2 separate regions of the Mus musculus genome follow, and region 2 is linked to region 1. A link is a loop called in an ENCODE intact Hi-C map of the cell type or tissue named here. Cell type or tissue: gastrocnemius. All regions are shown on one strand. Each heading gives the region's core, and the rest is flanking DNA. Links, peaks and the distances in the headings are about the cores only.

The links. A loop is a pair of places that touch in the nucleus more often than their neighbours do. Peaks named below come from ENCODE experiments on the same cell type or tissue, not always from the same donor. Only the 100,000 strongest peaks of a DNase experiment are listed, where the experiment ranks them.
Region 2: it touches region 1 in a loop (4-fold over the local background); 29 of 42 quality-filtered maps call a loop at or near these places.

The regions. Positions count from the first base shown.
Region 1 is chr4:117,137,517-117,141,899 of GRCm38, forward strand. No RefSeq gene overlaps it. Among named protein-coding and RNA genes, the nearest start is that of Plk3, 5.7 kb to the left of the region's middle. In gastrocnemius, for the core only: CTCF peaks have their summits at 1,977 (motif pointing left) and 3,324 (motif pointing left); a DNase peak (open chromatin) is centred at 1,915.
Region 2 is chr4:116,993,953-116,998,335 of GRCm38, forward strand. It overlaps Urod (uroporphyrinogen decarboxylase), which reads right to left and starts at 461. Exons shown (of 10, transcript NM_009478.4): 1 at 379-461. The coding sequence starts at 398. Hectd3 (HECT domain E3 ubiquitin protein ligase 3) reads left to right here and starts at 1,382. Exons shown (of 21, transcript NM_175244.4): 1 at 1,382-1,819; 2 at 1,995-2,155; 3 at 2,409-2,501; 4 at 2,580-2,715; 5 at 2,962-3,077; 6 at 3,166-3,279; 7 at 3,396-3,478. The coding sequence starts at 1,451. In gastrocnemius, for the core only: CTCF peaks have their summits at 1,432 and 2,052 (motif pointing right); DNase peaks (open chromatin) are centred at 487, 1,503 and 2,055; H3K4me3 peaks cover 2,674 bases; H3K27ac peaks cover 2,543 bases.

The DNA.
Region 1 (4,383 bases), core at 237-4,236:
CTGAGCCATCTCTCCAGCCCCCTGTTTTTTATTTTTAAAACAATTATTATTAATTTCTCTCTGTGTCTCTGTCTCTCTGTGTATGTGTGTGTGGAAGTGCAAGTGCCCAGAGAAGGACAGAATTTAAAATTACATGTGTTGGTGTACAGGTGTTGGTGCGCACACACGAAGGTTAGAGACTAAGAAACAGGAGCTGATTTCTGTTAATCACCGACCCAGATCATCTTGGCCTGATGAATGAAAACAAGCAACTCAAGACTGGCCTGGTCTACAGAATGAGTTCCAGGACAGCCAGGGCTACACAGAGGGACTCTTGTCTTGAAAAACCAAACCACAAGCCCGGGGTGGTGGTGCACGCTTTTAATCCCAGCACTTGGGAGGCACAGACAGGCAGATTTCTGAGTTCGAGGCCAGCCTGGTCTACAAAGTGAGTGCCAGGACAGCCAGGGCTACACAGAGAAACCCTGTCTCGAAAAACAAACAAACAAAAAAACAAAACAAAAAAAAAAGGTTAATGCAGGGAAGATCATCATGTGTAAGCCAAGGAGAGGGACGGAGGCTCCCTCAGTAGCCCAGGCTGGCCTCGAACTCAGAGATCTGCCTACCTCTGCCTCCCGAGTGCTGGGACTAAAGGCCACCATGGCCAGCTTTAGTTACATAATCTTAAACCAAGTCTTAACTATGAATTTGTTTGTTTTGTTGTTGTTTCAAGACAGGGTTTCTCTATGTAACTCTGACTGTCCTGGAACTCACTTTGTAGACCAGGCTGGCCTCGAACTCAGAAATCCGCCTGCATGCGCCACCACGCCCGAACCGGGTAAGATTTCTAAAGTGAACCCTGAGAGCTGGGTAAAAGTCAAGCAGGCGTAGCACGGCTCAGGATCCTGTGCTCCTGGCGGCCTGAAGTGAGGGCTCACGGGTCCATAAAGAACTACAAGTTGGGGTGGGGGTGGAGCGCCATTGGGAGACTCCTTGGTCTAGCAGGCATGAGGTTTGATCCCTAAATGAAACTGAGAACACCTGTCAGCTCCTGGGTGTGGCTAAGGAGGTTTTTATTGTAGATTTCAGGGCGAGAACAGCCAGAGGGCACCTGGAAGAGACCTGAACAAGGAGAGAAAGAAATAGACCGAACAAGACCAGCAGACAGAGCAGGAGCATGAGGGTGGGGGTGGGGGTGGGGGTGGGGGTGGGAGTGGTAGAGGATGAATGAGAGAGGAAGCGAAGAAGACCAAGAGGACAGAGAGCTTGAGGCTGAGTTAGGGGGAGGGGAAGGGAGAGGAGGGGAGGGGAGGGCAGGGGAGGGGAGGAGAGGGGAGGGGAGGGGAGGGGAGGGCAGGGGAGGGGAGGGGAAGCCAAGCCCCTGGGCTGCTGAGGTTTTAGGCAGAGCGTGGGAGGTAGGGGTGAGGAGATCGGGAAGGAGCTGCAGGTGCTGAGTGAGCCTAGAGGTCCAGCAGACAGCTCGATGTGCTAAGGCACCATAGTTGGCCATTTGTCATGAGATTTTTTTTGCGATCTGACAATCCCTAGAACCAAACAATGGGTTTGAACCCTAGCATTGCACAAACCAGGAATAGTGGCACACACCTATAACCACAGCCTTTGGCAGTGGGAGGCAGAAGATCAGGAGTTCAAGGTCAGCCTCTCATACATAGTTTGTAGGGAAGCCTGAACTGTAAAGGACACTGTCTAGGAAAACAACTAGAACCAGGTGGTGATAGCACACACCATTTATCCCAGCACTCAAATGGCAAAGACAGGCAGATCTCTGAGTTTGAGGCCAGCCTACTCTACAGAACATGTTCCAAGACAGGCAGGGCTACACAGTGAGACCCTGTTTTGAAAAAAACAAAAGAAAGCTGGAGAGATGGTTCAGTAGTTAAGAGCACCGCCTGTTCTACCAAAGGTCTTGAATTCAATCCCCAGCAACCACGTGGTGGCTCACAACCATCTGTACTGGGAGCTGATGCCCTCTACTGGCCTTCAAGTGTACATGCAGATAGAGCACTCATGCATAAAATAAATGAATCTTTTAAAAACAAAAAAGAAAAACCAAAAGAAAGAAAAATAAGGAGGAAGAGAAGAAAACACCTGGGGGTTAGCGCAGTTGGCCCTTTGTGACATAAGCCTAGACCAGCATCACCACCTACAATCCTATCACCCAGGAGGTAGAGGTTCAAGATCAGTCTCAGCTAAATAGTAAATTCCAAGCTAGCTGGCTACAGTAGGCCATCTCCAAACAAAAGAACCATAATAATAAAAATAATAATAAAGCCCAAACCAAAACCCTTACTTTTTAACCAAAAGTTAAAAATAGCTGAAACACAGCTGGGCGTGGTGGTGGCACACCCCTTTAATCCCAGCACTCAGGGAGGCAGAGGCAGGCGGATTTCTGAGTTCGAGGCCAGCCTGGTCTACAAAGTGAGTTCCAGGACAGCCAGGGCTATACAGAGAAACCCTGTCTCAAAAAACCAAAACCAAATATATATATCTGAAACACTTCAAGGACTGGACCCTAAAATGATTCTGCAAGCTGGAGGGTGGGGTTAGAAGTATTCTTTCCCTTCCTAACTTTGCAAGGTTCCCAAGTTGCCTAAAAGTAGGTAGGCAGCCAACAGGTAGACTGCTTGTGGACAACCTTGGAAGGCTAGATTACGCTTTGGGGTTTGATAAAAGAGTTATTTGGAGTCAGCCAATGCCACCGGAGTCTGGAAGTGGGTCTGGGGTAATGGTGGGCAGGATAGCCTTAATGGGCTTCTGGGGAGGTGAAGCTGACAGCTGACGCTGTGGCCCCACTCCCGGCTCTCCGGTTCTCCTTTCCAACACTGAAGAGATGTTCTCACCAAGCGTCTGATGCCAAGCTCTTGCTAGGCTTCAGATCGAAGGCTGAGCTCAGGCCATCTGACCTACATTTGCCACTCAAGACAGGACCCTCACCCGAATCCCTCCAGGGATGTCCTGTCCCCTTTCTTTGCTTTCCTCCCCTGGCTTGTACCCTCAGCCACAACATGGCACTGCGAGCCCCCTGCACAACTGTCTTTCTCATTCTCTCTCCAGTGCTGGAGATTGAGTCCAAGGCCATCTAGAAAGTAATCTAAGAGCTGGTAAGATGCCCCAGTGGTTAAAAGCACTGGCTGCGTGGGGAGGGTATAAGGGACTTTCGGGATAGCACTTGAAATGTAAATGAAGAAAATACCTAATAAAAAATTGGGGGGGAAAAAAAAAAGCACCGGGTGCTCTTCTAGAGGTCCTGAGTTCATTCCCAGAAATTACAGGTGGCTCATGACTTAATCTATAAAGGGATCTGATGCCCTCTTCTGGCACAAAGATGTATGTGCAGATAGAGCATTAATATATTTATTAAAAAATATATAAATAAATTTTAAAATGAAAAGAATCTACCACAGAGCTATACCCCCAGACAACTGCGCAACTTGGAAGGTGAACAAGCTATTTGAATCTTCTTTTGGGAGCCAGGATACCAGGAGGAGCTTTCTAGATGTCATTATCTTTCTCAACTCTCCGCCATGGTATCAAACCAAGGGGCCCTGTGCATGTAGACAGTATTCTATGGACAGTATTCTGGGGATGCTGTAATAGAAGGGCCTGCCTGTGCCTCCTCTCCCTGACAGCTGCTCCCCATCTGTGGGCCTCCCATGGCCCAGGAGCCGACCTGGGCATTTAGTGTATTGATTGCTTCCAGTAAGCCTGTGATATGGAAGTGATTATAATCCTCAGAAGGAAATAAAAGTTCACAGGATGAAACAGTTTCCCCAAGGTTAACTCAGCTTCCCGTGGGCAGATCCAGCTTGCCTCATCTTTCCAGGGCTGAGAGCCTGAGATTTTTCTGAGCTCTCTGTGTGTCCATCCCTGAATGCTGTGTCTGCTCTGTTGAGCATATGGTCTAGACTCCTGGTTCCCTTGGCAACTCAGAGTCATATATCTCTTGATCAGAAGCTAAGACAGGGCAAGAATAAGAGGTTAGGATTCAGACTCAGGAGCAAACACCTGGCTAATCTGCAAGGAGATCTCATTATCTGTGATGTGCTACAACCCACCTCCTGGATCGAGGGAGGCCAGCATGGCGTACAGAGTTACATTCTACAAGAACAAAACGGTTGCCATGTAAGACTGGTGACCCCTGTCCCACCCTCAAAACCCATATAAAGGGGGAAAGAGATTCCACAAATTTATCCTCTGACCTGCACATGCCCATTGTATACACACACAGCTGTGATGATGATGGTGGGGGTGTTGATGATAACCAAATAAATAACTTTAAGTTTCAAAAGTGTGAAGGGTCCCCTGAGTTAAAACACTTGCCACTAACAACTTGAATTCAGTACCCAGAACTCACATGGTAGAGGGAAAGAACTGACTTACCTA
Region 2 (4,383 bases), core at 196-4,195, 140 kb before region 1:
TGAAGATCCAGTAAGGGGATTAGGGGAAAGGAGTTAATTTGGGGAACCGAGCGGCAAGCATGAGAAGCTGGGATCCCCAAAACGAGAAAGGATCAAAGCTGATGGTCCCAGGTGCTAGTTAGAAGTTCTGAGTCACCTCGAAAGAAAGTCTCGGGACGCAGTCCCGCACGGTAGTCCCTGGAATGGAGACTGCGGGAAGAGGGGGGGGCAGGGAGCGGGAAAGGTTCTGTTCCATGACTGCAAGATTTGGAATCTCAGCGACTTGGGTTCAGACTTGGAGAGCTCCAATAAAAATAAGAGTTTAAGGACATATCCCTGAATTGGAAGACTCGGATCAGAAAGTAACGTAGCCACAAGCGCGTGCAGCAGAAAACTCACCCGAACCCGTTCGCCTCCATGGTAAACAGTAACTGAGCGGTCTCCGCTTTAATCTGAGGCTCCGCCCCGACACCCCAGTCCCCGCCCCTTCCTGAAGAGAACCCTGGGCGGCGCCATATTGAGAACCACGTGACCGATCCAGTGACAGCTGTGGGGCTGCCCTCCCTGCTGCCCGTAGGACCCAAACAATTTTTTACCGTAAAGTCCACTGTTGCGACGCAGTAGCAAATGCCCCAAAGAAATGACTTCCCAATACATGTTAAAACTTTTCTCATCTGTGGTATAGAAGACTTAGTACAAGCCTCGCTCTCACTCCAGTCCATGAGTCTCACAATGTCGTCTAGCTGTATAGAAACCGAAGATTTTAGGCTCTACATTTACACTACTAACCAATTTGTAGAAGTGGTAAGAGTGCTGAGCAGGACAGGAACTGCTCTAGCAATCGTCTAGGAAGCCAAAATCGCATTTAAGTGGGCAACGATTATTAGTCTCCTGGAATTAGAAACAACAAATAGCATCTATCCAGAACGATTGTACATTCCTATCAGTGACTGGAAAAGGGGTCATTCTACCAAACATTTTAGTCACACGCCCCCTAGGATAGTTGAACAATTTTTATAAGATTTCTCAAGCCTGGTGTGGTGGCTCACGCTTTCAATCCCAGCAGTCGGATGGTAGAGGTGCGAGGATCTTTGAGTTTGAGGCTAACCTGATCTACAGACTGTAGTGAGTTCCAGGACAGCCAGGACTACACAGAGAAACAAAACAACACAATAACAACAAAAAGATTTCTTCAAATGTAATATTCGTTGGGGACGGGGAGACAAAGACAGGACTCCAAATCATCAGAGTGGGTCGAATAAAGACTGAACAAGGATAGTAGCACTCGGTGGCGGGTTACAAAATAGGAACACCTGACACTATGGTGGTAATAGGTTGTGCATTTAATCTAAAACATACGGTAAGGTAGGGTGGGAGGTGGGGCCGGGTGTGGTGGGAAGCTCTGCTTGCTGTCCCCTGGCTGCGGCCGGCCAGGGTTTCCCTGGACGAGTCTCACTTCAGCGGCTTCGCTATGGCCGGCCCTGGCCCCGGCGCGGCGCTTGAGTCCCCGCGGCAGCTCCTGGGTCGCGTGCGCTTCCTGGCGGAGGCGGCGCGGAGCCTCCGGGCCGGGCTGCCACTGCCTGCGGCGCTAGCTTTCGTGCCGCGGGAAGTGCTCTACAAGCTGTACAAGGACCCGGCGGGACCCTCGCGCGTGCTGCTGCCCGTGTGGGAAGCAGAGGGCCTGGGGCTGCGTGTGGGAGCCGTGGGCGCTGCCCCGGGCACAGGCTCTGGACCCCTGCGCGCCGCCCGTGACAGTATCGAGCTCCGGCGCGGCGCCTGTGTGCGCACCACTGGCGAGGAGCTGTGCAACGGCCACGGGCTCTGGGTGAAGTTGACCAAGGTGCGCCCCGGATGGCAGGGACCCCACAAAAGACCCCCTGGATCTAGCCAGAGCCCTGGTTGTTCCGCCCCCTTATCCCATAATGAGCTGGCATTGCTTTCCGTGCTCTTTGCCCCGGGCTGGGCTGGGCGAGCAATTGAGTTGATTTCTGTCCCCATCTGACTCGTCCCTGCAGGAGCAGCTGGCCGAACACCTGAGTGACTGTAGTCTGGACGAAGGCTGGCTTCTAGTGTGTCGACCAGCAGAGGGCGGAGCCCGCCTTGTACCTATTGACACTCCCGACCACCTGCAGCGGCAGCAGCAGCTATTTGGCGTGGACTACCGGCCGGTGCTCAGGTCCTGCAACTCAAAGGACGCTATTTGGTGTCTGGCGGATGCGGAGGGTTTCGAAACACAACCAAAATCTAAACCTTGGGTTGTGTGAGAGAGAGAGATTTGGGTGGAGGTGGGGTAAGAACTGGCAGAGATGAGACCTGAAGGGGGATGAGGCTTCTAGGCTTGGAGCTAGAACTCCAAGGCTCCAGATCCTGAAGGTGGTGTCCTGTTTCCCCGTACCTCCCTCCTCATTTACTCCACTCTGTGCCTACAGATGGGAACAGGTAGTGGACCTGACCTATTCACATCGCCTGGGATCCAGGCCTCAGCCAGCAGAGGCATATACAGAAGCTATACAAAGGCTACTGTGAGTTATCTGGAACGGGGTGGGAGAGGAGGGAGCAGGGCCTGAATCCAACCTAATTAGGGGCTTGGGGCTATTTAGCTATGTGCCCCCAACATGGACATATGAGTGCGACGAGGACCTGATCCACTTCTTATATGACCACCTGGGCAAAGAAGATGAGAACCTGGGTAGTGTGAAGCAGTATGTGGAGAGCATAGATGTTTCTTCCTATACGGTGGGTACTGGACTCCTCCTGTGCCTAGATACAGTCACATCCCTCAATGCTAGGTCCAGAACTCCCATCACCAAACTAGGGCCAAACCCATGTCCCCATAGACCATACTTAGTCCCACTACCCTTGGAACCCCTCTAAGGACCCCAGACACCCTTCCTATCCCACACCCACTCCAACTCTGCTGTTTCTGTTCCCTGACCCAACACACATGCCCAGTGTGACAGCACCTCTCTGCCCTTACCTTAGGAGGAGTTCAATGTGTCCTGCCTGACAGATAGCAACGCAGATACCTACTGGGAGAGTGATGGGTCCCAGTGCCAACACTGGGTACGGCTTACCATGAAGAAAGGCACAATTGTCAAGTGAGTGGGCTCTGGGCATGACAGGGTGGATGAGCCATGTGCTGCGGGTGCCTAGAGACTCATTCAGATACATACTCTGGGTCCTCAGGAAGCTGCTACTCACAGTGGATACCACAGATGACAACTTCATGCCGAAACGGGTAGTAGTCTATGGGGGTGAAGGGGACAACCTGAAGAAGCTGAGTGACGTGAACATTGATGAGTGAGTAAGCTGTCCTGGGGGCGGGGGCGGGACCAAGCTTAGCTTGAATGGAACCCCAGAGGTTCCTGAAGGCCTGTGGCAGCAAATACCTGAACTGCTTTATACTTGGCTCCTAGGACCCTGATCGGGGATGTCTGTGTATTAGAGGACATGACCGTCCACCTTCCAATCATTGAGATCCGAATCGTTGAGTGTCGAGGTAGGGCTCAGGACTATAAGGAGTTTCAGGATATGGGTGAGGGCAGGCTGATAATGTGGAGAGGAGAGAAGAGAGTGGACTTGGAGTTAGGGTAAAGCTTCGTGTCTTAGTCGGGGTTTTTATTCCTGCACAAACATCATAACCAAAAAGCAAGTTGGGGCACCAGGCGTGGTGGCACACGCCTTTAATCCCAGCACTTGGGAGGCAGAGGCAGGCAGATTTCTGAGTTCGAGGCCAGCCTGGTCTACAAAGTGAGTTCCAGGACAGCTAAGGATATACAGAGAAACCCTGTCTCGAAAAACCAAAAAAAAAAAAAAAAAAAAAAGCAAGTTGGGGAGGAAAGGGTTTATTCGGCTTACATATTCACAATACTGTTCATCACCAAAGGAAGTCAGGACTGGAACTCAAGCAGGTCAGAAATCAGGAGCTGATGTAGAAGCCATGGAAGGATGTTCTTTGCTGGCTTGCTTCCCCTGGCTTGCTCAGCCTGCTCTCTTATAGAACCCAAGACTAGCAGCCCAGAGATGCACCACTCACAAGGGGACCTCCCCCCTTGATCACTAATTGAGAAAATGCCTTACAGTTGGATCTCGTGGAGGCATTTCCCCAACTGAAGCTCCTTTTTCTGTGATAACTCCAACCCGTGTCAAGTTGACACAAAACTAGCCAATACACTTCGAGACCAAAGATAGTATACAGTGCTGGGTATAAGCCAACCTTAGAGCCGTAGAGGTGGTTGGGCTCATCTGAAAGGAGCTGAGTTGGGATCCACAGGCATCCCAGCAGCATAGAGATGGAATGAATATATTGAATTGTGATAGAATCTCTGAAGCCTCCGTAGTTAACAGTGACAAAATGCCCACTGCTGGGAGCCATTCCCAGGTCTGAGGGCCAAGAAAACAGCA